Regions from separate parts of the Homo sapiens genome. Here region 2 is linked to region 1. Evidence: chromatin loops called from intact Hi-C (ENCODE). Cell type or tissue: endothelial cell of umbilical vein. All regions are shown on one strand. Each heading gives the region's core, and the rest is flanking DNA. Links, peaks and the distances in the headings are about the cores only. Region 1 overlaps CSPG4 (chondroitin sulfate proteoglycan 4). Region 2 overlaps FBXO22 (F-box protein 22).

Region 1 (17,091 bases), core at 3,007-11,006:
CCCACCCCTCCTGGAGGCACAGCCGCCTTCAGCTCAGGCCCTACAGAGCTCACGCCCCAAAGGCCACACGGGCTCCCTCACCTGATGGGCCAGCCACAAGAGGCCAAACCACCCCCCAAACTCACATTCCTGTTCTATGCATTTGCCCGGAATGTTCCTTCTGCCTGGAATACCACTCCCCATTCTCTGCTCCTGATGGCCTGTGCTCTTCAGAGCCCGGCCCAAACGCTGCCTCCTCCCGCGAGGCCTTCCTGACTCCAGATCTGCTGGCTTGCTGTCGGCCCCAAGCTCCAGACATGCAGACCAGAAGGGTCTCCGAAATGAGCAGTGTAGGAGAGTAAGGCCAAGAGCGGGCAAGGACTGGCCTGAGGTCACAGGGCAAGTCAGTGAGCCTGCTGGAGGGCCCGTGGTTGCTCTGTGGGGTTCCTGGGTGGGCAGAAGCCACCCAGGTCTGGGCTCTGAGAAAAGAGTGGGGGACATGAGGGTCTGAGGAGTAGCGGCCTGTCTCCACGGTCAGCAATCCCCAAAGCTCAGGACCCGTGATGTCCTCCCAGGGAACTGACTGCAATGGAGATTCTCGGGCTCCACGTCAGAGATTCTGTAGGGCTGGGTGGGGTCCAGGAATCTGCATGCTCAGCCATGTCATACACATGAGTGGACACAACCTCTGGAGGCGCACACAACTCCCAGGAGGATGGGTGTATAGCAAGCTCCCCAGAAACTCCTGGGAGCACAACATATACGGGAGCACATCTGAGGCACGTGCACACATGTAACCTGGAGCCACCACAGCCACAGCCCAAGTCACGTGTGTTCCTGGCATGGAGGCTGGGAGAAGGCCCTCTACCTGGCCCACACCCCTGCTCACCACCTCCAACTCCTCACCTCCAGCTGGTCCCTTCTGATCTCAGCTGCCTCTCCCTGGAAGACGTAGATCTTCTTGTGCCGGACCAGCTTCAGTGGGGCCAGTGGGCCCTCTAGGGCAATGGTCACTTGTAGGGTGGCATCCGTGTGCACTGGCCCTGCTTCCACGGAGAAGGCCATGGTGTCGCGGGGGCTGAGGCTGCCATTGTGGCTATAGAGAACGGCCCCATCCAGCAGGTCCTGCTGGGAGAAGGCTGTGGCTGGCTGACCAGCCCGGACTAGCTGTCCCCAGCGAGGGCCAGCTGTGACGTGGTAGTGGACCTCATCCCCACTGCGGATGTCGAGGTTGGTGTCCAGGTGGAGCACGGCCGTGTCGATGGTGCCCTGGCCTCCTTGAGGGACCACAAGGCTGGAGCCGTTGGCCACACGGAGGTAGGGTTCCGAGGCCTGCACCTCCAGCAGCGCAGTGGCCTGGTGTTGCCCGTCGGACACCTGCAGCTGGATCCAGCCACGGTCAGCCCCTGAGTGCACGAACAGTACTCGCCTCTTCCTGAGGTCCTCCTGGGTGAAGCGGTAGATGGGCCGCGTGGGCTCATCTACGGCCACGATACTGCCAAAGAGGAGGTCCTTGCGGGTAAGCACCAGCTGGGCGTCAGCAAAGCCCGAGTCAGCATCGCTGAAGGCCACGTCGTCTGTAGTCAGCAGCCGCCGCCCACCCCGGGCCACATGGAAGATCCGGCTGATGGTCTGCACAGGGGCGTGGTCATTCACGGGCTGGATGGCCACTCGGAAGACACCCCGTACCTCCTCCCAGGCCATGTCACCACTGCTCTCGCCCTGGCGGGTAGCAACAAATGGGATATCATCTTCTGTGGTCTCGGAGTCATCATGCTGGTAGACCAGCCGGCCACGCAACAGGTCTTCATTGGTGAAGGATGTCACCATAGTGGTCTTGTCCTGTGTCCCACGCCAAGCCAACCTCCCATGGCGGGGCCGCTCCATGACCTCATAGAGGTAGCTGGCACTGTTGAGACTCTTGACAAAGAGGTGGTCAGCAGAGAGGACACCCTCACCACCCTCAGGCACCACGAGGAGGACATTGGTGAGGACAGGCGCATCTGGGTCACCACCAATGTGGATGGGGAAGGTATAGAGTGGGGAGAAATATGGTGGAGCTGTGACACGGAAACGGAAGGTGTCCTCGACTGCCTCTGAGGCACGTGCTGTGGCCCCATAGGTCACCCGGCCAGCCTGTATGTCATCCTGGGTGAAGCCCTGGCCATCTGACAGCCTTGTGCCCTGTAGTTGAAGGTTGCCTTTCCTGGGAGCCTGAACCACCTCATAATGGAAGGTTGGGGGGCTTGGGCCTGCCTCCTCCAGGGTGGCCTCCAGGTGGGCTGTGGTGAGGGTCTCCTGCTGGGTGTTCTGAGTGTGCAGTGGCTCCAGCCGCAGCATCCACACAGTGGCTCTCTGGATGGTCACTGGGAAGGACAGATTGCTCAGGATCTCCTGGCCCACCTGCACCTCCAGGGCCAGGTTCTCCACGGTGTCGTAAGCGTGGTGCTGTGGGTCAGTGCTCAGGTACCTCACGCGGCCCTGCTCCACATCCCGCTGGTGGAACGCCTGTGTGGCCCACCACTCAGCACCCTCCACCCCACCTGCCCCCTGCTTCTGCAGCTCCCCAAACTGCAGGGCCCCAGTGACGCGGAACAGCACGCTCACATCCTGCCCCACGGCATTGGTCTCCACCGACAGGTTGGCGGGCAAGATGGGCATGGCAGAGCCTTGGGCCAGTCGCAACCCTGTGCTGCGGTGGATCTGTATGGCCGGCCGGATGGCCACCACCTTCAGCGTGGCCGGGGGGCTGGCCTGCAGTCCATCGCTGACCCGGAACGTCAAGTCCTGTGCAGGACCACCGCGGTGGACATAGACTAGGCTGCCGGCCTCCAACTCCCGGCAGGAGAACTCGGTCGCCGGCTCCCCAGGCTGGTCTCGGCGCTCCACGGGGAGGCCAGAGGAGGTGCCAAGGACCTGGAAGGTGAGGCCCTCACAGGCAGAGTCCGGGTCATAGGCCTGGAAAACCTCAGGCCCCAGCGGCTTCTGCGTGTGTTCCAGGATCACCATGAGGCTGCCATGTGGGAAGATGATGTGGGGTGGGTCATTGACAGGGTTGACCTGGATGGGCAGGAGGTATGTTTGGCCCCTCCGAAGGCATGAGGGCATGGGCACCCGAGCCGTCACCGACACCTCCAGCACCAGCTGGTCGGAGGTGTCCTCAGAGCCATCGTGGATGAAGCGGGCCTTGCGGTTCACCACGTCCAGGAGGGTGAACATTTTTCGTGCCTGGGCTCCCGGGATGTCCAGCTCGAGCTCGCCATGGCGTGCCCCTCGGGTCACGCTGAACAGCACCTGGGATTTGCGCAGCTCAGCCTCCATCAGGTCCAGCGTGGGCTGCACATGCCTCCACTCAAGCCAGGCTGTGCCCCCCTCGGCCACCACCAGTGGGCTGATAGTCAGCAGCTGGGTGAAATTGGCAAAGACAGGAGGCAGCCCTGGCTCAGGCACGCATGGCTCAGGCAGCTCCATGGCTGGCCAAGCCTCAGGGGCCAGGGTGGAGAAAGCTTCATAATGTCCATAGGCATCGTCCTCATACTCCTCCTCCTCCAGCCTGCAGCCGGCTGCCATGTTGCGCGTCAGCAAAGCTTCCCGCAGCCCCCGCCTCTGGCCATTGACACTGAGGTCTTCCATGCAGCCCAGCAGGGAGGCATTGGTGGCCTCTGGTGTCAGGCCCAGGCGGTGTTCCTGGAGGTGACGAGAGGCCTCTGCATCCAGCCCCCCGAGAAGGAGACTGCCCCGTGGCTCCAGGTAGCTGAGGACTCCTCGGTTCGAAGTATGCGTAGGGTACTGGTCCACGGAGATTTCCAGCCGGTGAGCATTGATGTGGACACTGACCTCATGGGGCTGCCCATCGGCCACAGGCACACTGTTGTGGAGCAATACGGTACCCTGGCCCTTCTCCACCACGGCCCGCAGGTGGCCCTCAAATATGTCCACATAGATGAAGTCCCCACGCCGGCCCCCTGCCTGGAAGGCCAAGGGTGCCTGCCGGCTCTGTGTGGTGAGTGTAAACTCTAGGGTTCCTTCGTCCTGAGTGCCCCAGGCAGGGAAGGCAGCCAGAGAGTGGGGCCCAGAGAAGCCCAGGGCCACATCATCACTGGCAGAAAACTCTTCAGCACAGCCCTCATGCACATCGGGGGTCAGAGGCCGGAGGAGGCTGCGGCCATTGAGGGTGGCTGCATGGAGGCAACCCCTCAGGGGTCGGCTGGTTCCCCTCAGGTAGGGCAGGCCAAGGGTCCCAGTGCCCCCAACAAAGAGCCCATAGGGGACCTCTAGGGGGGCTCCTGGGACTGCTGAGGAGGCGTTCAGAAACCCATCGACTGACAACGTGGCCCAGCCCTCTACGACAGTCAGCACCACAGTGTGGGGGATGGAGTCACTCAGCAGCGTCTCTGCTGGAGTCTGCAGCCTCAGCTCCTCCTGGCCCAGAACAAGTCTGACCTGAAGAGAGATGGGGAGTGGGAGATAGTGGACAGCACTTTGGATCCATCATTTCCCTTATAAAAGCATAGAGCCGGGCGTGATTGCAGTGGTGGCTCATGCCTGTAATCCTAGCACTTTGGGAGGCCAAGGCAGGCGGATCACCTGAGGTTAGGAGTTTGAGACCAGCCTGGCCAACATGGAGAAACCCTGTCTCTACTAAAAACACAAAATTAGCTGGGCATGGTGGCGCATGCCTGTAATCCCAGCTACTTTGGAGGCTGTGGCAGGAGAATTGCTTGAACTCGGGAGGTGGAGGTTGCAGTGAGCTGAGATCATGCCATTGCACTCCAGCCTGGGCAGCAAGAGCGAAACTCTGTCTCAAAAAACAAACAAAAAAAAAGCATAGTGAGTTCCCCACACTTGGGGCCCCAGAGTGGAAAACCTAGGACAAGAGCCTCTGGTGCCACTCCTCTTGCCGTCCTGCCATCTCTTTATTCATCCTCCAAACACTCACCAAAGGAAACTCTGGGCCAGGGCTGGATGGGCTCTGGGGACCCTGATATGAATCAGATGTGGTCCTCGCCCACAAGGAACTGACATACAGCAAGATGCTCTCCTAGAAATCCAACCTGTGTTTTTAAATTCTTCCCCTCTTTCCTTGAGTGAGAGGTGCCAGAAATATTGTCTTGGAATCTGGATTTCAACTTTGGAATAATGGGTAACTGGGAATCCCTTGATCAGTCCCCTTCAACAGAGCAAAGTTTCTTGGGGTCATTGAAGGCAGCCAGGCTCACTGTTCAGGAATAGGCTAATTTTTAAATTAAAATTTAAATACTCTGTGTTCTGAAAAAAAGCTCCCTGACCTGGGGTGGAAGGAGATCTTGGGGAGAGATGAAGGACATAGTTCTGTCTCCATGACATTGACAGCAGAAATGGCTCTGGTACGGTGCTCCCAGATGGTAGAATGGGAGGTGGCAGAGTATGGTAACTGCAGAACCAGGGCACTAAGAACTATAATTTTGGAGTCCTGGTATGGAGCATCTCTGTAGGGGTGTGGCATCATTGTACCTACAGAACTGGACAGCCATCAGCACCAGCCTGCACCACGCTGGTGTTTAACAGTGAAAGCAGCAGACTGACCAAGCCCTAGTCCTCTCCCCATGGGGTGTGGAAGGAGATGGCTGCCCCAAATTTGTTTTTTTTTGAGACGGAGTTTGGTTCTTGTTGCCCAGGCTGAAGTGCAATGGTGCGGTCTCGGCTCACTGCAACCTCCTTCTCCTGGGTTCAAGTGATTCTCTTGCCTCAGCCTCCTGAGTAGCTGGGATTACAGGCATGTGTCACCATGCCCGGCTAATTTTTTTGTATTTTTATTAGAGACACGGTTTCACCATGTTGGCCAGGCTGGTCTCGAACTCCTGACCTCAGGTGATCCACCCGCCTCAGCCTCCCAAAGTGCTGGGATTACAGGCATGAGCCACCGCGTCCGGTTATTTTTTTCTTTTAAAAATAGAGATGGGGACTCATTGTGTGGCTTAGGCCAGACTTGAACTCCTAGGCTCGAGTGATCTTCTCACCTTGGCCTCCCAAAGTGGTGGGATTATAGGCATGAGCCACTGCACCCAGCCTGGCACAAATTCGGAATAAGACCCTGGGTTCTTAAACTCTTCATGGTTTAGGGGAAGACTCAAAAAAGCCACAAGACTCCTTGCTAACAAAGCTTGTGGTGTCTTGAAGGATGAAATGGAAAAATGAGGAAGCTGAGGCAGTACTGGTGCTGTTACTGTCGTGGACAGACCATGGTGCTGCAGAGAAATTGGTGCAGTGCCACCGGGATGCACAGGGGTCATGGGGGCTCAGGAGGGGGCCTAGCCCAGGAGGAGGGGATGCCCACACTGAGACTTCAAGGAGAGGCTGGAGTTAGGCATGTGCAGGGAACGGGAGAGGCGCACACCTGGCAGAAGGAGTGTGCATCAAGAGCCTGGCAGCAAGCGACTGTAAGATGGCCAGGAACTGAAAGCAGTTCAGGGCTGTCAGAGCACAAAGGGCCAGCGAGGGGTTGTGGCGGGAAACATGGTTGGAGGGAGCCAGTGGGCAGAGCCAGTTCATGAAGGATTTACCATTTCTGGGCTGCTGCTGCCCATCCCACAGTGGAGAACTTAAGACCCCAAGATAAAAGTGACTTACACAAGGTCACACAGCCAGCTGGGGTTCACTCAAAGCTAGAGAAGGAATCCCACCCCGAATCCCGCCCAGATCTCAGGGGGACGTCACTCACCTGCAGGCGTCCAGAGTAGAGCTGCAGCAGGAGGTGGTCAGCTGGGCCTGCTGCCAGGAGAAGGAGGGCTTCGGGCTGGGACGTGGAGAACTGCAGCTGCAGGTCTATGTCGGTCAGAGCCGTGGCCACAGGCACCTCCAGGTGGTTCTCACCGAAGAAGGAAGCTGTGTGAGAGAGGGAGCTGTGGTCAAGGCTCAGACTCTTGCCTGGAGGAGGCGAGGTGCCGCAAAGAGGGACGGGTGGGTTGCAGAAAGGGGTCCGTGCTGGCGCACCCTCATGGTTCTGCTGTATGGTGCTGCCTCTGAGCACTGCCCGGGTCCCAGCATCTTCTTGGTCCTGGCACCAGAAGGCACAGGCTCACCTTGTGTCCAGCCCAGATCTTGTATTTACAGGAGGTCAGACCCAGAAATTCCCAGCAACTCAGGTCTCCTCCTTGGAGGTTCCTGGAGCCAGAGGCCTCCGCCAGCTCTGACTCGCCTCCCCTGGGCCCCAGAGGAGTCTCCCTCGTGGGTCTGGCTCCTGGACCCAGCCCAAAGGGAACCGCAACTGGCCTGACCATCTGGCTTGGTGGTCACAGCCCCAAGGAATGGAGTTTCTGGAGAATCACCCCCAGTCCAGACTGATCCCTGCTCAGATTCCTTCTCCTAAGTGCCCTTGTGCTTGGGCTCCTGTGCAGCGCCTGCTGTGCCATGCCCCGCCTCCATGGGTTGGCTGAGGCCACGACTGGGATCTGGGGGTGGTGTCAGCATGGCCCACCTATCCCCGCTTCTCTCTCAGGCCATTCTTCCAGCTGCCATTGAGCGTCGGGGCAGGAGCTTATTGGCCTGAGTCTGCCAAGGAGCAAAGGCTCTGAGGCCAGATGGGGACCATGTGCAGTGTCAAACCAAAGTGGGCCCACACTTCCTCCATTACCCTTGCTATTGCTTCCTGCTGGAGAGCTATTCACAGTCCCCGATGAGCAGTCAGATCCGGCCCCATTGTTTCCACCGTGGCCAAGGAACCAGGGATGAGAACAGCTGAGTTCCTAACTTCCCCAGGCCACCACGCAGGCTGAGGCTGAAGACAGGGCTTGGGAGGGGCTGAGGGTCTGCTGGGCAGGCCAAAGAGGGCCTCCCCAGGCAGAAGGCCATGTCTGGGCTTGCCTGGGGTTAGTGGTTCCTATGCAGGGCCCGTTCTGTCCCATACTGGGACTCCTCCTCTTTTGAATTGCTGCTTCCTCCAGTCAGTTTCCCCAGATTAGCCTCCCTGACTTCCAACCCGCTGCCACAATTTCTGGTCCATGCCTTTTGTGGTGATAAGAGCCAAATATAACTTTGACTTTGCCTGCAGATGTCCAGGGCTGGGGGGTAGAGAAACACGGGTTAAAAACGGTGATTCATTCCTGTTGGGCTTCCCTCAAACCCGAGAGCGAGCACAGGCTGACGGCCTTGATAGGGATAATCCGGCACCAGCCCCATGTGCTGGTCCCTGGCCAGCCTGAGCCAGCTGCCATCCGCCTGAGTAAGCAGCTTCAGCCGTTGGAGGAGTCGGAGACTTGTACACCCTAAGGGCAGCCAGCCCCACTGGGAGGGATGTCCAAGAAAGATCCCGTAAGAACCCCTTGGGCTGAGTTAAATCCCCTCTAGTTATCTCCTCCTGCCAGCACTGCTGGCAATACCAGCACCTTGTCTGGGAAGCTACGGGAATCAAGGGAGCCCTGCAGACCATCTGCGCGGGGGCGGCCCAGCTGGTTCAGCAGAGCTTGGCGCCAGCAAGGGACAGACCAGGGAACTGCAGGTGGCGGCCACCTACCGGGGTGCCTTATCTGCAAAGACATTGATTCCTAAGAGCAAAACACAGCACACTAAAGTGAGGGAGGCCATAGCACAAGGGGTGGGGGCACATGGCCCTGCAGGATAGAGCCACCACCGTCACCTGCTGGAGCGGCTGACAGCAGCTGCCAGGAGTCTACTGTTGAATTTTCAGGAATTTTGAGAGCCAGGTGATACTGCCCACAGTGAGAACATTTATACCAGGAAAAGAGGCAAATACTGCAAATCAGGGTTCCCCCTCCCCAAGAAAGCCCATTGCTAAACATTTACCTATCCAGCACCCACAGAGAAGGGGGCACATGTCCCTGCCCCTACCCACCCTTGCACTAAAGGTATATGTAGACCCGCCAAGTCATGGTCAACATCAGGGCTCTGGGCCAGGCAGGAACTGAACTAGATGGTTGGCCCTAACCACTGAACCACCTGCCTGCAGCCCCCTCCCAGCAGAGGAGAGTAGAGCCTGTTTGGCCAGAGTGGGAGGGTGGCAGGAAGTAGAGGTACTTTCCAGAGCGCTGGGGTCTGAATGGGTCCATTGAGGGGCTGGGCCCTGCTGCTTCCTGTGGGGCTGAGCGGGAGGGGCTCACACAGGCTGTCTTGTGCTGCTGGAGCGCGTGGCCAGGCAGCCCCCCACCCCAACAGAGGCCTCTGAGGCCTTGCTGGCCAGGGCTCTGGAAACTCTGACAGCGCCACTCCCTCCACCTCCTGGTCTCCTTTTTTCTGCCCCTCTTACACTCTCTGAGGGGCTTCAGTTGCAAGAACTCAGAATCCCTGTCTTGGAGGTGGTGGGGGGGCAGTTGAAGAGGGGCTTCAAATGGAGAGGGTGTGCAGAATTAAGATGTAATAAGCTAGGAGTCAATCCAGAGGACTTCCTGGAGGAGGTCACGGTGGTGTACAGACACAGAGAGGGAGGAATAGGCAGTCTCAGAGGACAGCAGCAAGGCCGAGTGAGACTGGCAGGAAGTACACAGGTCCCCTTTGGGTGGGGCTAGGAGGGTTTCTGCTCCATCACCCGCTAAAGCCTCTGGCTAACTTGAAGGAAGAGAAGTAGAGGGAAAAGTAGAATGGGTCAAGCTAGGCTCGGCTGCGTGACTGGGGCGGGGGGATGGAGGAGGTTGTGGGGAGACATTGGCACAGGCTGGATCAGACCTGCCGTTGATTCTCCTGGGTCAAGAGGACCCATGATTCATCAAAACAGCAGACCAAACCTGTAGCAGCCCCATGGGCTGCCCTCTGAGCCAGGAGAAGGGGCCCACTTCAGGCCTCAGTGTCACCATTCTGTAAAATGGGCACAGTCCCTCCCACCCCTTCCCCCTCCTGACTGTGGGGATTAGTCCTGGGGGTCTCTCCCTGATCTAGGAGTTTGCTGTCCATATGGATGTGGGGAAGGTTAATGGCATGGGGTGCCTGGAGGTGCCAAGCCTTGGGCATGAGAGGAGCAGGATGCCCCACAGGTCTGGGGGCCCGTGGGAGGGGCAGGAAGAGTGCTGCGTGTATGGGTTTCTCTCTCTGGAAGGCGCGTCAGTGGGCGTCCAGGGCTGTATATTAATAGATGTGTATTTGTGTGTGCGCAAGCATGTGGGTGGCTGCTGGGGGTGTGCTTTGGGTTTGCGTAAGGCTGTGTGTTTGTGTGTGTGTGCGCGTGTGTGGGCCGGGAGCTGCCAGGACAGAGCAATGATTGTGCCCGGGCCTGTCCTGCCCTTCGGTGCCCGCCTGCCATTACTTGGCTGGGCCTGGCTCCATGAAAGGGGCTGTGTGTTCTTGGAGGGTTCCTGCCCCTCCTGCTCAGCGCCCATAGAGAGGTTTGCTAAAGGTGGGTACATCCTCAGGCTTCCCACCCTTCCTCCCCATAAACAGGGCACTGCTGTCTGGGCCTGAGGGTGGGGTGGCTCCATCCTTCTTCCTGAGATCTAGGCCTGGGGGCACAGAAAAAGCCTGTTTCCTTCCCTGCCAAGTCCCTTCTCAGGGGCTAGAGGAAACCTCGGTCAAGGTCCCCAGCAAGCCCCCTCTGTCAGGGCAAGGGCTGCGCTGGCATCTCCGGGCTCCCCGGAGGCACTACTAGGAGGAGTGTGGATGGGCCCCTGAGGCTTCCAGCCTGACACCCAGCCCTCTGTCTGACACCAGGCTCCGGGGACAAGGAGTCGCTGTGAGGGGAACATCTCTGCCCATCAGGCCCGCCTCCCCCGGCCAGGGCCCCACCTTCCCCAGCCAGGCCAGGGCCGGGTCTCAGGCACAGATGCCTCTTCCAGGCTGAGGGCTGCTGTGGGCTCTGTTCCTTCTGAGTCCTCAGAAGGCTGCCTGTGTCCCTGTATCTGCCCCATCTCTCCTTCGCCTCCGGCCATCCCTGCTGCCAGGCTCTGCCTCTGCTCCCCCTGGTCTCCCCCTAGCTCTTTGGCTCCCTCTTCCCTCTGCCCCATCCTGGCTGTCCCTGGGCACATCACCCTTTGCTCTAGGACAGTCTGGAGGGCCCCGGCCTGGGGCCCCACCCTCCATGGGTGCTGAGTCCCACAGCATCAGCATTCTCTGTAGCTCAAGCCTGCTGCAGGGCACTCAGCTTCCACCTTCCAGACAGACAAACTGAGGCTCCAGAGGAGAAGCGATTTGACGAAGAGAAGCAGAAAGAGATCCAGCAGGTCCCAGCACCACCCGTGTGAGCCCTACCCACCCAGGCACCCCCACTGTACCCCACTCTCTGGCAATGGATCCCTGTGTGCCCCACTCCCGCCATGTTCCTGGTTGCCTGGGGGCAGCCCCACAGCCAGGCTGCGTCATGGGAGCAGCAGCATTCCTGGGTGTCTGCTGCTGCCTGACTTTATAAGGGAGAAATTCTGGGAGCCCGGAGCTGCTGGCCCGTGGGGAGTGCCTGGGCCCGTAGTTGAGGGTGAGGGCAGGAGACCTGGACATCTGTATGTGGGGGAGGGACACCCAGTGCCACAGAGACAGAGCAGGAGGTGAGAGGTGGAATGCGTAATAGAGACCCATTCATTCATTCACTCAATCACAAATACAGCAATACAGTGATGGGAATGGAAGAAGACAGCTAACATGGGAGAAAGTTATTAAAACTGAGAAGGAGAAATCAAGATGCCCTCCTCCATAAAGACTGGATTCACATACAGACCAAGGCCTGAGGAAGGAGACGGAGGAGGAAAACTCGAGGGAGACAGAGAAGGCGGGATGTTGGCAGCAAGCCTGCTGCTGTGCACAGGAGTGAGGAGGGGATGCCCAGCCAGCCTGCTGGGGAGGGAGGGCCCTGCTCCAAGACGAAGCCAGACTTCTCCATCACCGCCCCTCGGGGTTTGGCACCACGGCGGGAGATCCTGGCTCCAGGTCTGGGCAGGCAGGGGTGAGGGAGTCTGAGGGGGCTGTGGGATGGGGTATTCTGGGAGGGCCAAGGCCGGGATGAAGGGCTCTCTGTCTCCCCTCATAGGTGTGTATGTGGTGGGGCGGGGGGTGGTCGTGGCCCACCTGGGGGCTGAATGCCGGCTCTGTGAGAGCATGGACGGGCCAGGTGTGCTTCCCCAGCAGCGGACCCTCCCTGAGGTCACCTGGCCCTCTAGACCTCAGGTCAGTTCCCCTCCCCTCCCCTTGCACCTCCAAGGGACTCCCCGATTTTACTTCCGCCACCAATCTACTTCCAACCAAGCAGGCAGGGCATGGGTGAGTGTGTGCAGGAATGTGGGTCAGTGTCACATGTACACACGTGTGTGGCGGCAAGGCAGGCGAGGAAGGGGTGCGCTGGGTCCCTGGTCTGGCCCCACTGTGGGCCCTGGATACCGAGACATAACTGGGGGTCCCCTCCCCAGCACATTGGTCTCCCTGGGCTCCTCAGGCAAGGGAGAAGCTGTCTGGTGTGCCTACTCAGGGGTGAGCCCCTCTCAAACCTCCTCCCAGCAGACTCCCCAAGGCTCAGCCACCCACACTGAGCTATCACCTTCACCCAACCCTGTTACTCTGAGGGTAACAAGGGGGTAGGTTACAGGGGAGACTTAAGGTCAGACTAAGGGGAGCGACCTGCCCAGTGATGACACTGGGGTCACCAGGGCCCAGGCCTAGAAGGCTCATCACTGGCCAGGGTGGGCTGCCTGGGAGACGCTCACACACCTGCAGACCCCTCAGGGCTCACTGCTCTTTAGCAACTCTTCCTGGCTGCTTCCAGACTGGGATTCCACCACCCAGGGCCATCCCCGCGGCCCAAGGACTGCCTGCTCCTCTCCTGTCCCGTGAGCTACCGAAATGCGGACAACAGTAGGTTAGTTCCAAATCCCATGGAGCTTACAACAGCAGCCATCATCTCAGGAGACACTGCTTTATCCCAGTGGGGTGCTGGAGTGCTAGGCACCTGCTCAGGTGACTGCCTCCACGTCTAAATGCTGCAGAGACCTCTGTCGGGGTCAGGGCAGCACCAAAAACTCTTGAGCCAAGAGACACACACTCAGGTCAGCTGACCTTCTGTTTAGTTGCCTTTCTGGTCCCTTGCAAGGCCAAGGGGGCCAGGGAGGAAAACAGTTTCCTCAGCTATTGGCTGGGCCCTGACCCTGGTCACTGGCCTCAGCTACCATCCTCTAACCAAGCGCTTTGAGTCACCCACGTAGAGGGGCATGTGCTGGGGAACATTTCCAGTTGAGGGAACCCGTCTGGAAGATGAGTGGAAGCAGGGGCAGGTGGGGTGGGAGAAGCTGAGCTTGGTCCACAGAGGCTGATAGGGGCTGCACCCTGGGCTCCCAGCCACATGTCCCAACCCTGGGGCCTTGTGGAGCACAGAGGAAGCAGGAGGGGAAATGAGAGGTTTTGAGGGAAGAAGCAGCCCAGAGTCCACCCAGGCGGGAGGGCTGGGCCGGGGGAGGAGGAAGCGGGGCCTCAATGGTGTCTTTGTGGAAGTCTTGCTGCTCCCCAGGCCTCAGGCGAGGAGGGTGGGGTGGCTGCGGTGGGGAGCGGTTCCAAGAGGCTTTTCCCTGCCTTATAATCTTCCCTCTTGGACAGGGAGATGGGTGGGTTTCCAGGCTCCATCCGTACCCTCCTTTCCCCCACTTTCCTGGCCCTAGAGGACCTGGGACCCTCACCTCAGTGGACCCAGGCTGGGGTAGGGTTTCTGGCAGGGAAGAGAAGAGTGAAGGACCCTCACTTGGCACTGGGCCTGCACAGCCCCCCAGCCCTAGCAGGGCTCCTGGGAGGCATCTCCCATGTTACAGGTGAGGAAACTGAGGCTCAGAGAGGGCAGTCCTCCGTGCTAGCCTGTGGAGCAGCGGCAGGGCTGGGACTTAAGCTCCTGTGGGTGTGGCTCCAGAGCTAGGGGCTGTGGGTGTCAGCAGGGCACATGCACCGTGTGTGCACCCAGAGAGGCGTGGTGGGTTTGCTTGCTGCCTGTGAATCGGAAGTGGAGCATCTGCCAATGGCCCCAGTGGGAGGAGGGTGTGAGAGCTGGACCCCAGCCTGGGGAACACACACTCTTTCCCTTCCTGTCCCCTGGGACTCTTCTGTCAGGGCCGGGTGGAGGGGGCAGCGAGGAGGGGGGGACAGCGAGGAGGGGAGGGAAGCATCTGCTCTCCTTGGGCGGTTTGGCAGCCCCTCCTCTGTGGCTCTGGGGCTGGCCGAATCGGGAGGGCCCTTCTGCAGGGGCTGGCGGGGGATGACTAGGTCCAGAAGCCAGTGATAAGTGCCAGCCCTGCCCACTGGTGACTTGGAGGTCTGGGAGGAGGGTGGAGAGACAGGGGTCTGGGTGGGAGCTGCCCCCAGGAGGCTGAGGGCCAGGCTCTCTCCTGGGCTGTGTCCAGGACCAGGCAGCCCATGGCTCATCTCTGAGTTCCCCTTGGCTCTGGCAGCAGAAACTGCTGAAGACAGGGCTGCTGGGGCGGCGTCTCGGGGCTTCCCCAGCCTGGCGGGCTGGGTCTGGAGATAGTGAGTGTGTGAGTTGGGATGGGGGAAGAACAGAGGAAATGGTGACTGTGGGTCTGGACGGCTGCCTGGACCTGAAATCTGGTGGCACAACTTGTGCACAGTAGCCTTGTGTGCCTCCTCCTCAGTTCCCCCATCTGAATACAGAGGGTGGGCTCACCCCACAGACAGAAGTCCATGTCCAGGGCAGAAGCCTGGGTCAGGGCTCACACCCCCAGCACACACACAGGGCTCAGAGCCATGTGCTTCCATGCTTTCCCTGGCCTCAGTGTCCCCATCTGTAAAAGGGGACCTGGATAGAGGGACTGACACACATCTGGCCTCTGACCAGCCCAGCAGACTGGCAAGAGGTGTGGCCACTACCGTGGGTACAGTAGAGCCACCTCTGGCCTAAATGGCCACAGGTCTAGCCAGACTGGAAGCTCTTGAGGACAGGACCAGGGCCCACATCTCCTTCCCAGGGCATCTGTGCAGCAAGAAGGCCATGGACCTGTGATGAGGGAGGTGATGTCAGCATCTAAGGGAACGAAAGGATCAAATGAGATGGCATTTGTCCCGTGTGAGGGTTTTTCTATCAGGCAGAGCTGTCCCACCACAGCAAGTCCCAGCACTGGTGGTGCTCCAGTGGGAGGGCGTTGCCGGGGGGTGCACCAGGAAACCTCAGTGTCCTTGCTAGTGAAGCTCTGGGCTACCCAGGCCCATCAGAGATCCCGAGACTGAGACCTCTCTTCCTGGGCAGGCCTGACTCCTCCTGGAATAGGTTCCTGCCTAGCACCCCCACCTGCCAACTGCCTGGAAGCCTGCAGCCTGTGGGCCCCCCCTGGAGCTGTGCCCACCGCCACCACACTCCCTCTGGCCCTCCTTTTCTCTCCCGGCCTCAGGCCCAGCCTCTGCTAATGCACCACGTCTCTCTCACTGGCACCAACTCTCCAGGGCTCCAGGCCCACTGCCAGTGTCCCTCAGATGTCCATGGCAGGAACACCCACAGGAACCCCCAAGCCCAACCCCACCCAAAGCAAGGAGGACTCAGTGTACTCTCCCCTACAGCTGGCTCGCCAGCCCCGTGAAGGCCCGACTGTCCACCTGTTGCTGAGTAGACATCTGAGGGTCGCACTGAACTCTCCTCCTCCTCCCTCCCCACAGCCACTGCTGATTAATACTCAGGTTCCATCCATCCAGTCCCCAAATTCTCCTTCAACTTCATCTTCCTCTCTTGCTCCCTGGTCCATCCATAAGGCGGCTGGCCACCGTCCTCGGTCTGGCTTAATCAATCTCCTGACTCCCTTTGCTAATAGCAGCCCCAGTTAACCCAAACTGAAAGCCACTCCCTCAGCCTCCCTTGCCTTTGGTGGCTCCCATTGCCCCAGGGTCAGGCCCCCACCCCCGGGTGGCACTGAAGGCCAGGGTGCCCTCAACTCTGCCTGCAGGGTCTCTTGCTCTCTTCCAAGGACACTCCACGCCTCCGTCTCACTAGACTCTGCACTGACTCCGTGCACACCTAGCAGGGCCGACCTGCTGCCTTCGCTCAGGCTGGGCCTGCTGCTGGGCCAGCTCTTCTCTCCTGTCCACCTGTGAAATGTCCTCATGCTCTTTCAGGAAAAAAGCCCAAAGCACCTTCTGTGTCCTTGGGGTGCAAAGACACTCGCTGCGGCCCAGGGGGCTGTGCTGTTGTCACCTCTCTCCATTTACACTGTGAGCCTTGGGGACAAGACTGACCTTGCTTGGGGACAGGACGTGGGAGGAAAGGAGGGAGGGGCCCACCAGGGCATGAGGGCCATGGGCCCAGTGGGAGGGGCTGCCTCTGGGAGCTCGCCCCAGCCCTCCCCACCTTGTCTTACCTCCAGTCTCCTTTCCAGGCCTCCTCTGCCCTCCAGAGCCCCAGGGCTCAGAGGCAGGGGACTGGACACTATGGCCTGGGAGGGCTCGAGGGACTGCCAGAGCCAGAGACTGCTTTTCTGGGCCTGTGGTGACAGAGTCTGGTGCTTGTTTTTAAAGAAAATAGAATCCGAGCCCCTATTTATAGCCGGAGGCCACAGCCACAGACAGAAGACGGATGGGGTTTGAGGCTTACAGGCCCCTGCTCTAGCATGGACTGGGAGGTGGGGCCATTCCCAGGCCCCCCTGCCCGCCTTTGTCAACCCCCAAGGAAGTGCCTGTGGGATCCTGACACTCCCTGGGACAGGATGTAGCCTGCACTTTGGGGCACGGGAGGACCTGGTGAGGGGAGCGGAACATTTCTCAGGATTGGTCCCTGGGGCCCAGAGTCCCTTGTGGGAATGGGAGGAGGTGAGGGTCTGTTATGTCTACTGAGAAGGCAGAGAGGGCCCTGGGGACGGGTGGGGTGCTGGCGGCAGGGAGCACTTCTGACTGCCGTGGAACCCGGTAAAGGAGAAGGGAAGGAGAACAGAGCAGGACTGGAGAGATGGGCAGACAGACAGAGAGACAGGGTAGGAAAGACAGACAGAAAGAGATGGAGGAACCACAGCCAGGGGTGGGAAAGGACAGAGAGATGGAGAGAGCGGGATGGGGGGATGGACTGAGAGATCGGGGGTGCTCTGCAGCCCGGGTGACCCTGCGCAGGGGCAGACAGAAGCCGTGAGGGGAGACTGAAGTGTGGCTTCCGTCCCATAGAGTCTTCATGGTGCTCCAGGCAGCGTGGTCAGAGTCCGGGTGGAGCCGGTGAGGAGGGAGGAAGCAGGCGTCTCTGTG
Region 2 (15,581 bases), core at 4,238-12,237, 230 kb after region 1:
CTCAGGTCCCAAGTTAGACTTAGATAATGGATTCTCATTGTCTAATTTGATCCAGGTGACTGTTGATGCAAATAGTAGTTATACTGCAATATCAGCTGAACAGAAAGGTACAATAGCAAGTCTAAAATTCAGCTGTTACTGCTAAATTTGACATCACTGGGGCAAAAGCAATATATGAACAGAGGGGAAAGGCAGACTAGTGGTGCAAAAGATCAGATTTATAATTTAAAAGCCAGGACCAAAACAGGTAAAGTGTTTGTTTTAATCAATGCTTTTAGACCTTTATTTAGAGCATTCTCGTGTTAAATGACTTAAATATTTCCAGTATTTGCTTTTTTACTTTTTCATTCTCAGATTTGACTTTAAATGGATGATATTTATCATTTTGCTACTGTATTTTTACAGCAAGGAAAAGAACTAGTATGGAAACAGCACTTGCCCTTGAGAAGCTATTCCCCAAACAATGCCAAGTCCTTGGGATTGTGACCCCAGGAATTGTAGGTGAGATAAATTAGCAACTTGATGATTTCTTCCTTGCATTAATGTGGGGTCCTTTGGATTGGTGAGTTATTTTTAGCTTAGAACCACATTTCTATTTCTGTCCATCTAAAATACAATAAAGTCAGTCATATTTACCATGGCATTATATTTGCCTTATATTAATGTTTATTAAGTTATTGTACTTCTCATCTCAAGGTTACCTGTATAAATATCCAGTAGTCATTCATAAGAGGGGAATGATCTCATTCTGCCTTCCTCCAAATTAGGAAGTATTTGTGGGCATTTTCAGAGTTTTGTCAGTTCAAGCAGTATTGTGTTTGGTGGGTAGGGGTGAGATGGGGCTGGGATTAGGAGCAAAGCTGGGCCTTACTAGGAGACTTCTGTTTCTCTGCTTTGGTACCACTCTTCAATGTTTACAGCATGAGGTTGTGCCCCTTTCCATGCTTGATTGCTGCTGGTGAATTTTTGCTGGTTTTTATTATTTTTGATTCTTTTCTGTAGTTAACTGGGGGAGGAGAGATTCTGTTGAGGCAGTAATGGTGCAATGGTTAGATACCTGGATTCGAATGCCGGCTGTACCGCTTAGTATCTGTATGACTTTGAGCAAGTTACCTAACTTCATGGGGCTTCACTGTCCTCATCAAGGAAGTGGGGATGATGACAGTAGTACCTTCCTTGGAGGGTTGTGAGAATTAAATGAGTTAACACTTGTAAAGCATTTACAATAGAGATACACAAAGCAGTAAGTAAATGTTAGCTGTCATTTATGTATTGTTTTTGAGATGGAGTTTCACTCTTGTCACCAAGGTTGGAGTGCAATGGCGTGATCTCTACTCACTGCGACTTCTGCCTCCTGGATTCAAGCAATTCTCCTGCCTCAGCCTCCCAAGTAGCTGGGATCACAGGCGCCCGCCACCACCACACCTGGCTAATTTTTGTATTTTTAGTAGAAACCGGGTTTCACCATGTTGGCCAGGCTGGTCTCAAATTCCTGACCTCAGGTGATCCACCGCCTCAGCCTCCCAAAGTGCTGGGATTACAGGCATGAGCCACTGCACCTGGCTGCTGTTATGTTTTTTTGTTCCAACTCAGTAGTACTCTACTGAGAATTGTCATTTTTAATCTTCACTGAAAGATTTTTGATCTGAATTTGAGTCTTATACAGTGAGGTAAAAAGAATTTTACATGTTTACAAATGAATATTATTTGTTCAGTTGCTCTAGCTGTGGTTTCTAAAGGGCTTAACATTTTTTTAAAAAAAAGAGTTTATTTCTTTTTGGCCTGGCGTGGTGGCTGACACCTGTAATCCCAGCACTTTAGGAGGCCGAGGCAGGCGGATCACTTGAAGTCAGGAGTTGGAGACCAGCCTGGCCAACATGGCAAAACCCCATCTCTACTAAAAAATGTAAAAATTGGCCAGGCGCAGTGGCTCACGTCTGTGGTCCCAGCACTTTGGGAGGCCGAGGTGGGTGGATCATGAGGTCAGGAGTTCAAGAGCAGCCTGGCCGACGTGGTGAAACCCCATCTCTACTAAAAATACAAAAATTAGCCAGGCATGATGGCGGGCACCTGTAATCCCAGCTGCTCAGGAGGCTAAGGCAGGAGAATTGCTTGAGCCCGGGAGGCAGAGGTTGCAGTGAGCCGAGATCACGCCATTGCACTCCATCCTGGATGATAGAGCAAGACTCTGTCTCAAAAAAAAAAAAAAAGCTAAAATTAGCTGGGCATGGTGGCTCATGCCTGTAATTCCAGCTACTTGGGAGGCTGAGGCAGGAGAATTGCTGGAAACCGGGAGGCAGAGGTTGCACCACTTCGCTCCAGCCTGGGTGACAGAGTAAGACTCTGTCTCCAAAAAAAAAAAAAAAAAAAAAAAAGTTTATTTCTTTTTTTATACTAGTAATAGTTATTTTTAGAAAAAAAAAATTAGAAGATTCAGATAAGCAAAAGCACCTTTAAGCACCACAGAGTTAACCACTCTTATGATGTTAACCTCTATTTATATATGTATGTAAATATAAAAAACCAGAATACAATTTTCTGTAGACTTGTAACCTACTGTGTTAGTCTACTAGGGCTACCATAACAAAATACCACAGACTGGGTGACTTAAACAACGGAAGCTTATTTTCTCACAGTTTGGGAGGCTAGAAGTCCAAGATCGGGGATGGTCTCTCTGAAGCTTACTTACAGCTGCTCTCTCACTGTGTTCTCATGTGGCCTTTTCTTCATACATAAGCATGCTTGGTGTCTCTTCCTCCTCTTCTCAGGACACTAGTCCTGTTGGATTAGGGTCCTACCCTTGTGACCTCATTTAATCTTAACTATCTCTTTAAAGGCCTTATCTCCAAATATAGTCACATGGGGGGTTAGGGCTTAAACATGAATTTGGGGTAGGCAGTAGGGAGGGAATGACACAGTTCAATCTGTAATATCTACCTGTAAAATTCAGAGCATATTACAAACATATTTCCATGTCTATAAATATATATTTGTCATCATTTTAATGGCTATATTCTATGATACCAATGTAACTTTTAATCTGAATACCAGTGTGGGACATTCAGGTTTTTTCTTTTTATTTTCTATTTGAAATTATGTGATAAAATACTTGGGTATATATATACTTTATATAATTGTCAAATATTTTTAGGGTAAACTTTTAAAAATTGGAATTGCTGTGAAAGTGTATTTACTACCCCCCCAACTTTTTAATTTGAAAAATATGGAGAAGTTGAAAGAATAATAGAACAGCATGATAAATACCCATATACCCTTTATCTAGTTTAGCAGTTGAAAAAATTTTGCAACATTTATTTTTTCTCACTTTGCTTATAAAAAATTTCTTTCTGAACCATTTGAAAGTTAAATGGCAAACATCATGACACTACACCCTAAAACTGTCAAAGCTGAAAAACTTTTACTCAGATAGTGGCTTGTTAGCTTAATGATTATCTTAGTGACCTAAACTGTAGTTATCTAGTTTTTACTGACTCTATTGGTGAAACTGTTTAACTTTTTCTCTAGTGACTCCAATGGGATCAGGTAGCAATCGACCTCAGGAAATAGAAATTGGAGAATCTGGTTTTGCTTTATTATTCCCTCAAATTGAAGGAATAAAAATACAACCCTTTCATTTTATTAAGGATCCAAAGAATTTAACATTAGAAAGACATCAACTCACTGAAGTAGGTAAGTTACTTTTATTTATCATTAACTGCTCATTTTATTGATTAATTTTGTTTTCTTTTTAATTCTGGCTAGTTGGTGGATATTAGGTTCCTTTGGGAGAATCTGAATTAAGTACACCTGTCACTGGAGATGTGGCTAATTCAAACAGGTGATTCACAGAGGCCAGTGTGATACATGTTTGGTAGAATTGATTTACTTTTTAAATTATTTTACTTGCATTAAAGCCCAAGAGAACCAGAGATGAAAAATTTTTCATAAATACTCTGTTGATGATAAACTTGTTTGTATTTAGTTCTGAATTTTAAGGAATTCTTGCTCTAATAGTTTATTTCATTTTGCTCTATTTTTGTTTTGTTAACCTTTTTTATTCTAGTAACAAGCATTTTAGAAGTTTTTAGAATACGCGGGTTAGTTCTTTGTGAACTAATTAGAAAGATGGGAACAAGTAAAGTGACCCTGATGAGTCTTAGGAAATATATGAGTTAAGGCAAGTCTATCAAGCAAGGGGTGTGCTGGGAAACATCCTGCAGGTAGTGTGGATGGAGCCCTGAAGTGAATTTGAAGAGGTAAAGGGTTGGCTTAATGTCTAAGCTTGGATGGGAAAGCTTAACTTAATATAGTAAACAACAAACGAATTACTCAAGGAAAGCAGCGTTTAGCCTTTTATCTACATCTGCAGATGGACTGATTGAATTCACTTCATTCATTAAAAATCACTGTTGGCATAAAAACTATTCAGTGGTAACACCTCATTTTTGCATAGATCAGCCAGCCTATAGAGATAAACCTCTGTTATTTGAAATGGGACTTAAACCAGCTGGAGTAAAAAATTGTGTAGCAGCAAAGGTAAAATTTGTTTTACTGATGAGGAAAAAAAGGGGGTATACACATTGAGACTAGTTTTTACAACTATCCCTGACAATGTGGAAAAAAAAAAAAAACTTGCAAGTCATTGGTGGATGGGAGGGGAAGCACAGAACAAGAGGCATTAGCAGCAAAGACTCAGCCGGGAACCTCTTAATAATGTGGAAGAGGGTGGTCAGGTCAAAGTAGATGGTGGAAAGTCTCAACAGCCAGCTCTGGTGTGACACAGGGTAGTGTAGCTATTAAGAATGCTGACTTAGAAATGAAATCAGTATGTTGAAGAGATATCTGCACTCCCATGTTTATTGCAGCACTGTTCACAATAGCTAGGATATGGAATTAACCTAAGTGTCCATTAGCTGATGGTGGATAAAGAAAATGTGGTATACATACATAATGAAATACTCTTCAGCCATAAAGGACATCCTGTCATTTGCACCAGCATGGATGAACCTGGAGGATGTTAAGTGAAATAAGCCAGGCCCAGAAAGACAAATAGTGCATGATCTCACTCATGTGTGGAATCTAAAAATGTTGCTCTCATAGAAATATAGAGTTGAATGGCAGGCACCAGGATCTGGGGTGGTTGGGAGGGGCTTTGGGGAGATGATGGTCAAAAGATACAAAATTCGTTTTGGAGGAATAAGTTCTTGAGGTCTGTTGTACAACATGGAGACTATAGTCAGTGACCATATATTCTTTTTTTTGTTTGTTTTGGAGACAGAGTCTCACTTTGTTGCCCAGGCTGGAGTGCGGTGGCATGATCTCAGCTCACTGCTACTTCTACTTCCTGGGTTCAAGGGTTCAAGTGATTGTCATGCCTCAGACTCCCGAGTAGCTGGGACTACATGCTGTATGCACCACCATGCCTGGCTAATTTTTTTTGTCTTTTTATTAGAGATAGGGTTTTACCATGTTAGCCAGGGTGGTCTCAAACTCCTGGCCTCAAGTGATCCACCTGCCTCGGCCTCCCAAAGTGCTGGGATTACAGGTGTGAGCCATCGTGCCTGGCCCATATACTATATTCTTGAAGAATGCTAAGAGAGTGACTGTTAAGTGTTCTTACTACAAAAATGGTAACTGTGAGATAATGCATATGTGAATTAGACTTAGCCCTTCCACAATGTATATATACTTCAAAACATGTTATACATTGATAAATACATACAATTTTATCTGTCAGTTAAAAAATAAATAGAAGGTAGTCAACCTTAAAAGATTGCAGGCTTGTAGCTACTCTAGTTCTGCTACTTTCTGGCTCTCCAGTTAGGGCAAGTTTTTCAATTTTTCTAAACCTCCATTTTCCTCATCTATAAAGTGGAAATAACTAACATTGAATTCACAGAATTGTGAAGATTAAATGAAATGACTTTCATAAAACGCTTAGCAACAGTAGATTGTAGCTAGATGCTAGTGTTGGCCTCCACCCTAGGCAGGCTTTACTGTGTGTCACATGGGCCCTTCATCTGCAGTGTGGCCTTGTAGTTTGTGGGGGGAATAGTAGGGTTCTAAGTGTCCTTAGCTCATTCAGAAGCCACATGCCAGAGGAGCATACATGTGTCTGGGCTTGAAGTGACAATTAACGATGGCCAATGTTTATGGAGGTACTGTATGCCAGATACTGTGCTGCGCAGCACTTCTAATCTTCACCACAGCTTTGCCAGACAGAATTCTTTATGGAATATTTTTGATGAGGAAACTGAACTTTAATGGCAGTAGAGAGTTAAGGCTCTTAGGGTATGTAAATAGCAGAGTTAGCAGAAATGTTAAAGCTATTCTAAATTAAGGATGCCAAACTTCCTTTGGGAAAAGGTCAGATAGTGCCCTTAAAACTGACCCATTGTTAAGTGTAAAGGCAAAATGAATTTTAGGAGCAAATGTGGCTATGTGCTGAGCTTATGTGATTTTGTAATAACATAATGAGACTTGATATTGGTAGGCTAGCTGGAGCGAACAAAGTTCAGCAAACTAGGTCTTTTTCAGAGTTGGTCAGGTGGTTAGCAAATAGTAGGTCTGAAACTCAAAGGAATGGCTGTGGTCAGACATGTTGGTTTGAGAACCATTTTGTGTGTTGCCTGGCAGTCTGCCTGTAAAAGCATCAAGTGTCATTGAAGGCCTTGGAGTAAGCCAGTCCAGGGCAACATAGCCCAGATTCTGGGAAGATTTATGGCAGCAAATTTAGTACAAGGAAGGAAGAAGATGATCAATGTGTTGATGTTGACGAGATGACTATCTATATTCAATTGGCTCATAATGTAGAACTCCTACATTAATTTTATTCAGGCTGGTATGGTGGCTCATGCCTGTAATTTCAGTACTTTGGGAAGCTGAGGCGGGAGGATCGCTTGAGCCCAGGAGTTCGAGACCAGCCTGGACAATATAGTGAGACCTCACCTCTACAAAAAAACTAAAAAACTAGCCAAGCATGGTGGCACGCACCTGTAGTCCCAGCTACTTAGGAGGCTGAGGTGGGAGGATTGCTTGAGCCCAAGAGGCGGAGGTTGCCGTGAGCTGAAGTCACGCCACTCTACTGCAGCCTGGGTGACAGAGTGAGACCCTGTCTCAAAAATAAATAAATAAATAAAAATTTATTCAGCATGTTAAAGGTGACATAACTGGATGTAGATTCTGTCTCAGTGACATTCCAGAAAAGGTATGAAGAATACATATACAGTCATATGTTGCTTAATGACGGGGATGAGTTCTGAGAAATGCATCTTTAGGCAATGTTGTTGTTGTGTGAATGTCATAGTACTTACACAGACCTAGATGTTACAGCCTACTATATGTGTAGGCTATACAGTGTAGCCTATTGCCCCTAGACTACAAACATGGACAGCATGTTACTGTACTGAATACTGTAGGCAGTTGTAACACAATGGTAAGTATTGGTGTATCTGAACATATCTAAACATTAAAAAGGTACAGTAAAAACATGGTATGAAAGACAGTATACCTCTATAGGGCACTTAACATGAATGGGACTTGCAAGACTAGAAGTTGGTGTGGGGTGAGTCAGTGAGTGGTGAGTGAATGTGAAGGCCTAGCCCTGTATACTACTATATAGTTTATAAACACTGTATGCTTAAGCTACATTAAATTAATTGAAACATTTTTGTTTGGCCGGGCACAGTGGCTCATGCCTGTAATCCCAGCAGTTTGGGAGGTCCGAGGTAGGTGGATCCCTTGCGATCAGGAATTTGAGACAAGCCTGGTCAACATGGTGAAACCCCATCTCTACTAAAAATACAAAAATTAGCTGGGCATAGTGGTGTGCGCCTGTAGTCCCAGCTACTGTAGGCTGAGGCAGGAGAATCGCTTGAACCTGGGAGGCAGAGGTTGTAGTAAGCCAAGATTACACCACTGCACTCCAGCCTGGGCGACAGCGAGACTCTATCTCAAAAAAATAAAATAAAATTGTTCTTTAATAATAAATTAACTTTAGCTAGACAAAAAAAATTTCCATTTATATCCTTATTCTGTAAGCTTTTCTCCACCTTTAATTTTTTTTTTAACTTTTTAAGCTTTTTGTTAAAAACTAAAACACAGTCACACACATTAGCCTAGGCCTATACAGAGTCAAGATAATATCACTGTCTTCCACCTCCACATCTCGTCCCACTGCAAGGTCTTCAGGGCAGTAATACATGTGGAGCTGTCATTTCCTATGACAACAGTGCCTCCTTCTGGAATACGTCCTGAAGGACCTGCCTGAGGCTGTTTTACAGTTAACTTTTTTTTTTTTTTAATAAGTAGGAGGGGTAACCTCTAAAATTACAATTAAAAGTATAGGATAGTAAATCATAAGCCAGTAACATAGTCATTCATTGTCATTGCCAAGTATGCATTGTACGTGATTGTATGTGCTATACTTTTATACGACTGGCACTGCAATAGGCTTGTTTACAACAGCATCACCACAGACATTTGAGTAATGCGTTGTGCTACACATTAGGCAGTAGGAATTTTGTAGCTCTGTTAATCTTCTGGCACCACTGTTGCATATGCTTACTGTGCGTGTCACCACGCCTGGCTGTCCTTGACCAAAGTGTTATGTGGTGCTTGACTGCATAATCATAACCCAAGTGAGTATGTGAGGTGTTCTGTGAGAGCAGAATGGGTAGATTGCTGTAGGGGTTCTGCCAGTGGGAGGGATCAAGGAGGCTTCCAGAAGCAGGTGGTATTTAAGCCCTTGAAGGATGGGAAGCATATGAGAGATATGGATGAGTAATATCACTGGCTGAAGGAACATAGAAACACAGGCACAGAGCCAGGAAATCCCAGAGCATGTTGGAGAAATAGTAATCATTTTGCAAGCAAAGGTTATGTGCAGGGAAGTCATGGGAACAAAGGGTGGGGCGCATTCAGGCCAGGCTAAAGAGTCTGGGCTTAGCTCCTGTACACAGAAAATGGTAGCTGTTACTCAGATGTCATCGAGCAGAGGTGAATGTGGCCCTCCTGTGTGGGGAGACACTGGAAGCGGGAGACCACTTTAGAGTCCAGGCAAGAAATAACACTAGGGCATGAGGACTAGGGAATGAATTGGAGGAAATGAACAAATGATTAGATGTGAAAGAGAAGGGAAGCCTCAGTAATTACTTTTGAGTTTTGATCCTAGGAGACAAGGGTGATGGTGGTGCAGAGACCAGAAATAGGAACACTGGGACAGGAGGAGCGGGATTGGGAGAAGAAATTGGGAAAAATCAAACCCCATTAGAGATGCTTGTTTTGGCTGTTGATTCAGTGCTGCTGCTAAAGGTCATATGGCCAAACCTTTTGTGTGCTGCCTTTTTTGTCCAGAGAGGTGACATAGCTGTTTCCTGGGCAGTACTCTGTCCTCTGTCCACCTGAGCATCCTGGGAATCTTTGATGAGGCCCTGATATGTGGCACTGGTTGAAGCTAGGACCCTAGTTTTGTCAGTTTATAAGAGCCAAAATCTTGAGCAGCAGAAACCCTTTTGTGATAAAATTGCTATATTTGTTAGATCATATTTGCATTATAGTGCCAAGTATAGGAATGAGAAAACTGGAAGGAAAAACAACCCCAGAATTATTGTGCTCTGTGAAGCTTTCTTATAGGTGTCCTTTCCTGAGCTGCTTGATGTCAGCAGTTTTGGCTTATTCCAAGGCATCATTTTCTTCTGGAAATTGAAGCTTTGCCCAGCTTAAAATGGCCATCTTCATTCTTTCACTTGCTATCTTGTGTCCTAATTTTAGGTAGAGTTGGCCTTCCATATCCATGGGTTCTGCATTCATGGATTCAGCTAACCACAGATCAAAAATATTTGAGGGAAGTGCAGCAAGAAGCCAGGTTTCTAAACACAGGAGTGGCATAATTTGATAGATCTTTTCAAAATAACACTCTTGCTATGATGTGGTGATCATTTTGGAGTACAAGAGTGGATGCAGGATTAGCTTGATTTAGCCATTCAGTAGTGTATATATATTTCAAAACACCATGTTGAACATGATAAATATATGCCTTTTAAATTTTTCAGTTAAAATAATTTTTTTTAAAAAGTATATGCAGGAGACACAGACTGTTGTAGTGGTTAAGGAAAGAGGAGATGGCAGCTTGGAGCAGGGCAGTGGTGAGTGGAGTTGAAGAGAAGTGAATGGATTCAAGATGAAGTTTGGGGCTGAATGGACAGGATGTGGTGACTGATGAGATGTTAGGTGTTGAGAATGAGGGAGGTGACAGCGATGTCATGCGGGTATGTGGCTAGCGCAGCTGTATAGTACCATTGACTAAGGTGAAGAAGATTTGAAGGTGCGGGTTGGAAGATCAGATTATCAGTTCTGTTTTGGACATGTTTGGAATTTGAGATGGAGATATTGATTATAGACAGTTGGATATGTTGGCCTGGAGCTCTAGAGAATGGTCTAGAGGAAAGATATTAATTTGGGAATCATCAGGTAATTAATGGTGATTGAAGCAAAAGGGACTGGCTTCAGTGATTTGAGGAGGAGGGCCGGGGAGGAGGCTCAGTAGTGCATGTTGATTGTCCAGGGTTGGTACTGCTGTAATATTATTTTGACATCCCTCCCTTCTGCTAATGCAAAGGCTTTATTGAGACTACTCAGTAAGGATCTCCTTGAGCCATTTCTTAGCTTTTGTTTTAAACACTTCATTTGTACAGTCTTACATGGGATGTCAACATAAAAATAAAGCAGGTAAAAGCAGAGCCTCTAGGTTGAAGGGTGAAGGGAGCATGTTAGGCCTTGAACTGAGGTTGCTTATTCTCCTCCACCTACACTGGAGGCATCTTTGGAACGCTTTGCCCACCAAAGCACAGTCTGAAAGCCCCAGCTGCAACAGAGGAGGGGAGAGAAGCTTCCCTCCCTGGCAGTGCTCATGCACTTCTTCCTCTAAACCTTCATGTAATCCAGGGAAGGGGCTCTAGACTCAGAGCAGTGCCTGGCAGCTCTACAGTGCCTGGCAGCTCTACCTGTCTGTACCACAGACAGGAGAGCTTGAGAAAGCAGACCTAGCACTGCTGAGCGTTGGCAAGATGGACTTCAGCTTGAGAGCCAGAGCCTCTTTGCTCCTTTGAGAATGCTTGAGGTGGTTAGTTATATAGCAAACAGTTGACTCACACCTGGGATCCTCCCTCTCTTTTCCTTTTACAAATATCCTTCTGACTTTCTTCTAGGTGAAGCACAAACCTGTAACATTGCCTTTTGGGGCACAGTGATTTTCTGGATTTGAGTTTTATTTGCGGAGAGTCCCATTAGAAAAGCTTTCCTATTGATTTTTACATTTTAGGGTCAAGAGAGGAAGTTCTGAAGAATTCAGTTGCCTTTGCTCTTTGAAGGAGAGGATTGGAAGTGTCCTGTGTTTTCCATAGCTCAGTAGGCACAGTTCTTTCTGGCAGCCAGTTCTGGGGTGTGTATTTAATTTTACTTTGGTCTGGTCTGATCTAGCTTCTGTAATATGGATATAATTTGCATGTTAAATGTGAATTTTGGAAGTATTGAATCCTCACAGACTTTTTAGGAATAAAACAATACGTAACAGGTTGTTACAGGCATTAAATAAGTTAATTTCTATAATGTACTTAGAACGGTGCTCTGTACTAGTGTTTGTTGTGAGATTGGTGATCTGGTGATCTAGCTTGTAGATTGTTCAGGTTCTTTCTGCTCCCTGCTTTTTGAACCTTTAACTACTTGTCTTGAATTCTGCCAGCCACCAAGAGGGGTAAAATAGAACTTTAATGACTTGTCAGATTCCAAAAAAGTGTGAAGAAGAACAAAGTTTTAAAATTATCTGAGGACATCATAGAGAGTCTTGAGGGGTCATAGGCAGTACCAGGTGTGAAGCAGAGAGAATCAGTGCTGAAGCTCAAGGGATTGAACTTGTTCTGCCTTCGAAGTTGCCCAGCCCTTGAGAAAGCAGAAGTGACAGGAAGCTAGTGTTAAAAAAAAAAAAAAAAGCGATGCTGACATCTATTCAAGACAATGAGGCAGACTTTATTTGGGAGACCACTGTGATGGGGTTTTGCACTAGGGGAGAGAGATCAGGCTCAACTCCAAATGCACCAACCACAAATGGGGATTTATAGCCAAGGAGGAGGGTGGGGGCTTGGTGGATGAAAAATTCCTAAGAGGATGGGGCAATTCTTTGCTAAATTTACCTAACAAGATTATTACTGGCAAGAACAGTTTCATCCTATTCCAAAACCAAAGACATCTCTTGGTGGACAACTACAGTAGTTAACTTGATTATAGTTGCCAATCCTACATGGCAGGTCAGTTTATCCTGTTACCTAAGGTTACATTTTGTAACCAGCTTATCATCTTGAAAGGTTCACCAGTAGGTTACACTGTTTAAAGTGCCTTATAAATACTTTTCTGGAATTGTTTTTAATGGTTGTGGTAAGCTCCTGCTAATGTATCAACTTTTGGAAAATTCTAGAATAAAATCTGTAGTCAGATTCTATGGCGGGTGGCCCAGAACATTGGGTCCTTGATGATCCTTTACCTATGAATTGGGGGGAACCCAGAACCTTTCAGGAAAACTTGGCATTGCTCCTTATTCTTCCCTCATATTTTAGGCCTTTGAATTTTGAGTGTCAAGGAGTTGGAGTTGTACCTTCCCTCTGTTATTTACCGGTAGCACCAGGTAGTCTGTTGGTTAAATACAGAGCCATCTGCTCTATCAGGCAGCCAGCCTTGGCTAAGGTGGGTTTGTTCTTTAAGTTGGGGTAGGGGAAAGTGATTCTACTTTCTAGGGTTGTGTATTAGGAGGGGGAAGTGTTCCATTAGCTGAGAACCAACCCACTAGAGAAGATGTTGAAAGAACACCACTGGAGAAGATGGTGTTAACTGGAATGTGTGACTGAGGCGAGAATCTCCATCATTCGAGGTTTACTGAGCCAGAGGTTGAGGGCGTATCCGGGAAAAACACTAGTCACAAACGAGTGGCTGTGTACTCTGAAGAGGTTTTCAATACATGTTTTTAAAGGAGAGAAGGAAGGATGGGGAAGGATAGGCATGAGGTGAATGGTTACATTCCTGTGAGACTTTAGTTAGTACTCAGTAAATCTACACTTTACATAAGATAAGGTGAACCTTTTGAAGAAAGGAAGAACCATTTATGCAGATGTCTCAGAGTAGGTGGGTGAATTACTGATCTCTTGTTTTTGTGCAGCATCTGGGAAGATAAGCTTGCAATGGACATTATCAGTGTGGAATTGAACAGATTACAGACCTAGAGTTACAATTGACATGTCCTTGTGTTATGGGAGGATGTACATCTTAAAGGTTTTGAGGCCAGCAAAGATTTTCCTTATGAATGATTTGTGGGAGCAGTCATCTGGAGATGCCTAAAGCCTTTTGCCTTTCCTGGTCGGGGGGAGGGGTGTGAGGCGGTAGGTCTGGCTAATGTATAATGCTCTGACACAGGGTTGTGAAGTAGCAATATTAATTTGGAGAGAGGATGGTGCTTCGCTTGACTCAGCCTCTAGGCTAAACTTTCCCTTTGGCATAAGGAGTTTGGAGGTCCTGAGATTTTTTTAAAATTTTCCTTTACATTGGGTATGTGTTTGTTAAATGAATGGGAGTGGTTGCCTTTAGAATATTCAGGTAGGATGTTTAGTGGATGTTGTAAAAGAGCATCTAGAGCTTAGAAAACAGGAGGAAAGGTTGAGATTTAGAAGTCATGAGGTTTCTAAAAGCTAAAGCCCTGAGTGTCAGGAGATGTGGGTTTTAATGTAGAGTCTGTCATTATATTGTCCTGGGGTAGTAGTCACTTCTCTGGCATTGGCAGTCCTTGTTTGTAAAATAAAACTCTAGACTTGATCTCACAGGCCTCTCCCAACTCTGAAACTTTGTTCTAAAGAAGAAAATATATTCTCTTAAAATTTCGTGGGCTAGTCTATAAGGGAAAAAAGATGCTTTAGCAATGGTTTGGGGTATATGATGTCATGAAAGTAATATTCTTTTTACTGTCCAAGTCAGTAATTTACTGTGTAGAGAATTGGAAATGGACCAGAGGCAGTTTCCCAGAATAGGTCATTATTTGGTGTTAGTAATTGGTCATTCACGCATCTGCATACCCTTTGTTTCCTTAAGTAACTCTCCTTTCTGGTAACCACCTTAGGTTTGTCAAGGTGGAAGTCATGTGGTCAAATCAAATGGAAACACAAGTGTGTTAGGTATTAGATTCATTTTCCTGTCCCCAAAGCACCCGTTTGGTAATGCTGGCAGAAGACATACATGCGGCCAACAATCATAGGAAAAAAAGCTCCACATCACTGATCATTAGAGAAATGCAAATCAAAACCACAATGAGATCGTATCCCATACTAGGCAGAATGGCTATTAAAAAGTCAAAAAATAACAGATGCTGGCAAGTTTGTGGAGAAAAAGGAACACTTATACACTGTCGGTGGGAGTGTAAATTAGTTCAGCCATTGTGGAAGATAGTGTGGTGATTCCTCAAAGACCTAAAGACAGAAATACCATTTGACCCAGCAGTCCTATTACTGGGTATATATTCAAAGGAATATAAATTATTCTGTTATAAAGACACATGCACATGTATGTTCATTGCAGCACTATTCACAGTAGCAAAGACATGGAATCAACCTGAATGCCCATCAGTGATAAACTGGATAAAGAAAATGTAGTACATATGCAGCCATAAAAAAGAATGAGATCACGTCCTTTGCAGGGACATGGATGGAGCTGGAGGCCATTATCATTAGCAAACTAACACAGAAACAGAAAACCAAATACTGCATGTTCTCATTTATAAGTGGGAGCTAAATGATGAGAATACATCGACGCAAAGAGGGGCACAACAGACACTGGGGCCTACCAGAGGGTGGAGGGTGTGAGGAAGGAGAGGATCAGGAAAAATAACTAATGGAGAATGGGCTTATTACCTGGGTGATGAAATAATCTGCACAACAAACCCCCATGACACACGTTTGCCTGTGGAACAAACCTGAACATGTATCCCTGAACTTAAAAAAAAAATCAAATTGATAGTCTATAAACAAGCTGCCAGAGGCTCCAGTGAAACCTGGGAGCTGTGGGCAGAGCAAGTAGGCTGTCTCTGTTACACTCTGCCACCTCCTAGCGGTAGCAGCTTTTAGTTCCTGTGTCACAGAATTGAACATTTTCCTGCTTTGCAAGGAACTTTCAAAGGCTAATTCGCCTTTACTCTCACCTGCTTCCGTGGAGGAGGTGAATAAAGCCTGTATTTCAGTGATGTAGTAGTTTCTTAGGCTGCTGTAACAAAGTACCCCAAATTTGGTGACATAAAACGAGAAATTTATTCTGCACAGTTCAGGAGGCCAGAAGTCTGAAATTGAGATGGCAGTAGGGGTAGTGCTACCTTGGGAGGCTGTAGGGGAGAGTCTGTTCTTTTTCTCTTCCTACCGCTCCAGTTTCTGCTTCTGTGGTCACACTGCCTTTTCTTCTCTGTCTCTCCTTTGTACATCTTTCATTATGAGGACACTGTCATTGGATTTAGAGCCCACGTGGATAGACCAGATGATTTAATCTTAAGATCCTTACTA

Evidence for each region. Hi-C counts contacts between places; a loop is a spot of excess contacts. Peaks named below come from ENCODE experiments on the same cell type or tissue, not always from the same donor. Only the 100,000 strongest peaks of a DNase experiment are listed, where the experiment ranks them.
Region 2: it touches region 1 in a loop (4-fold over the local background); 2 of 110 quality-filtered maps call a loop at or near these places.

What each region holds. Positions count from the first base shown.
Region 1 is chr15:75,686,391-75,703,481 of GRCh38, forward strand. CSPG4 (chondroitin sulfate proteoglycan 4) reads right to left here. Exons shown (of 10, transcript NM_001897.5): 2 at 6,680-6,843; 3 at 886-4,422. Among named protein-coding and RNA genes, the nearest start is that of CSPG4, 18 kb to the right of the region's middle. RefSeq lists enhancers at 6,471-7,221, 7,971-8,720, 8,204-8,353, 8,954-9,043, 10,970-11,719 and 5 more and silencers at 7,938-8,232, 13,755-13,844, 13,975-14,024. In endothelial cell of umbilical vein, for the core only: no CTCF peak of the experiment used is centred there; DNase peaks (open chromatin) are centred at 7,591 and 8,121; H3K27me3 peaks cover 3,711 bases.
Region 2 is chr15:75,913,705-75,929,285 of GRCh38, forward strand. It overlaps FBXO22 (F-box protein 22), which reads left to right. Exons shown (of 7, transcript NM_147188.3): 4 at 406-501; 5 at 3,526-3,690. Among named protein-coding and RNA genes, the nearest start is that of FBXO22, 18 kb to the left of the region's middle. In endothelial cell of umbilical vein, for the core only: a CTCF peak has its summit at 8,245 (motif pointing left); DNase peaks (open chromatin) are centred at 8,207 and 8,827.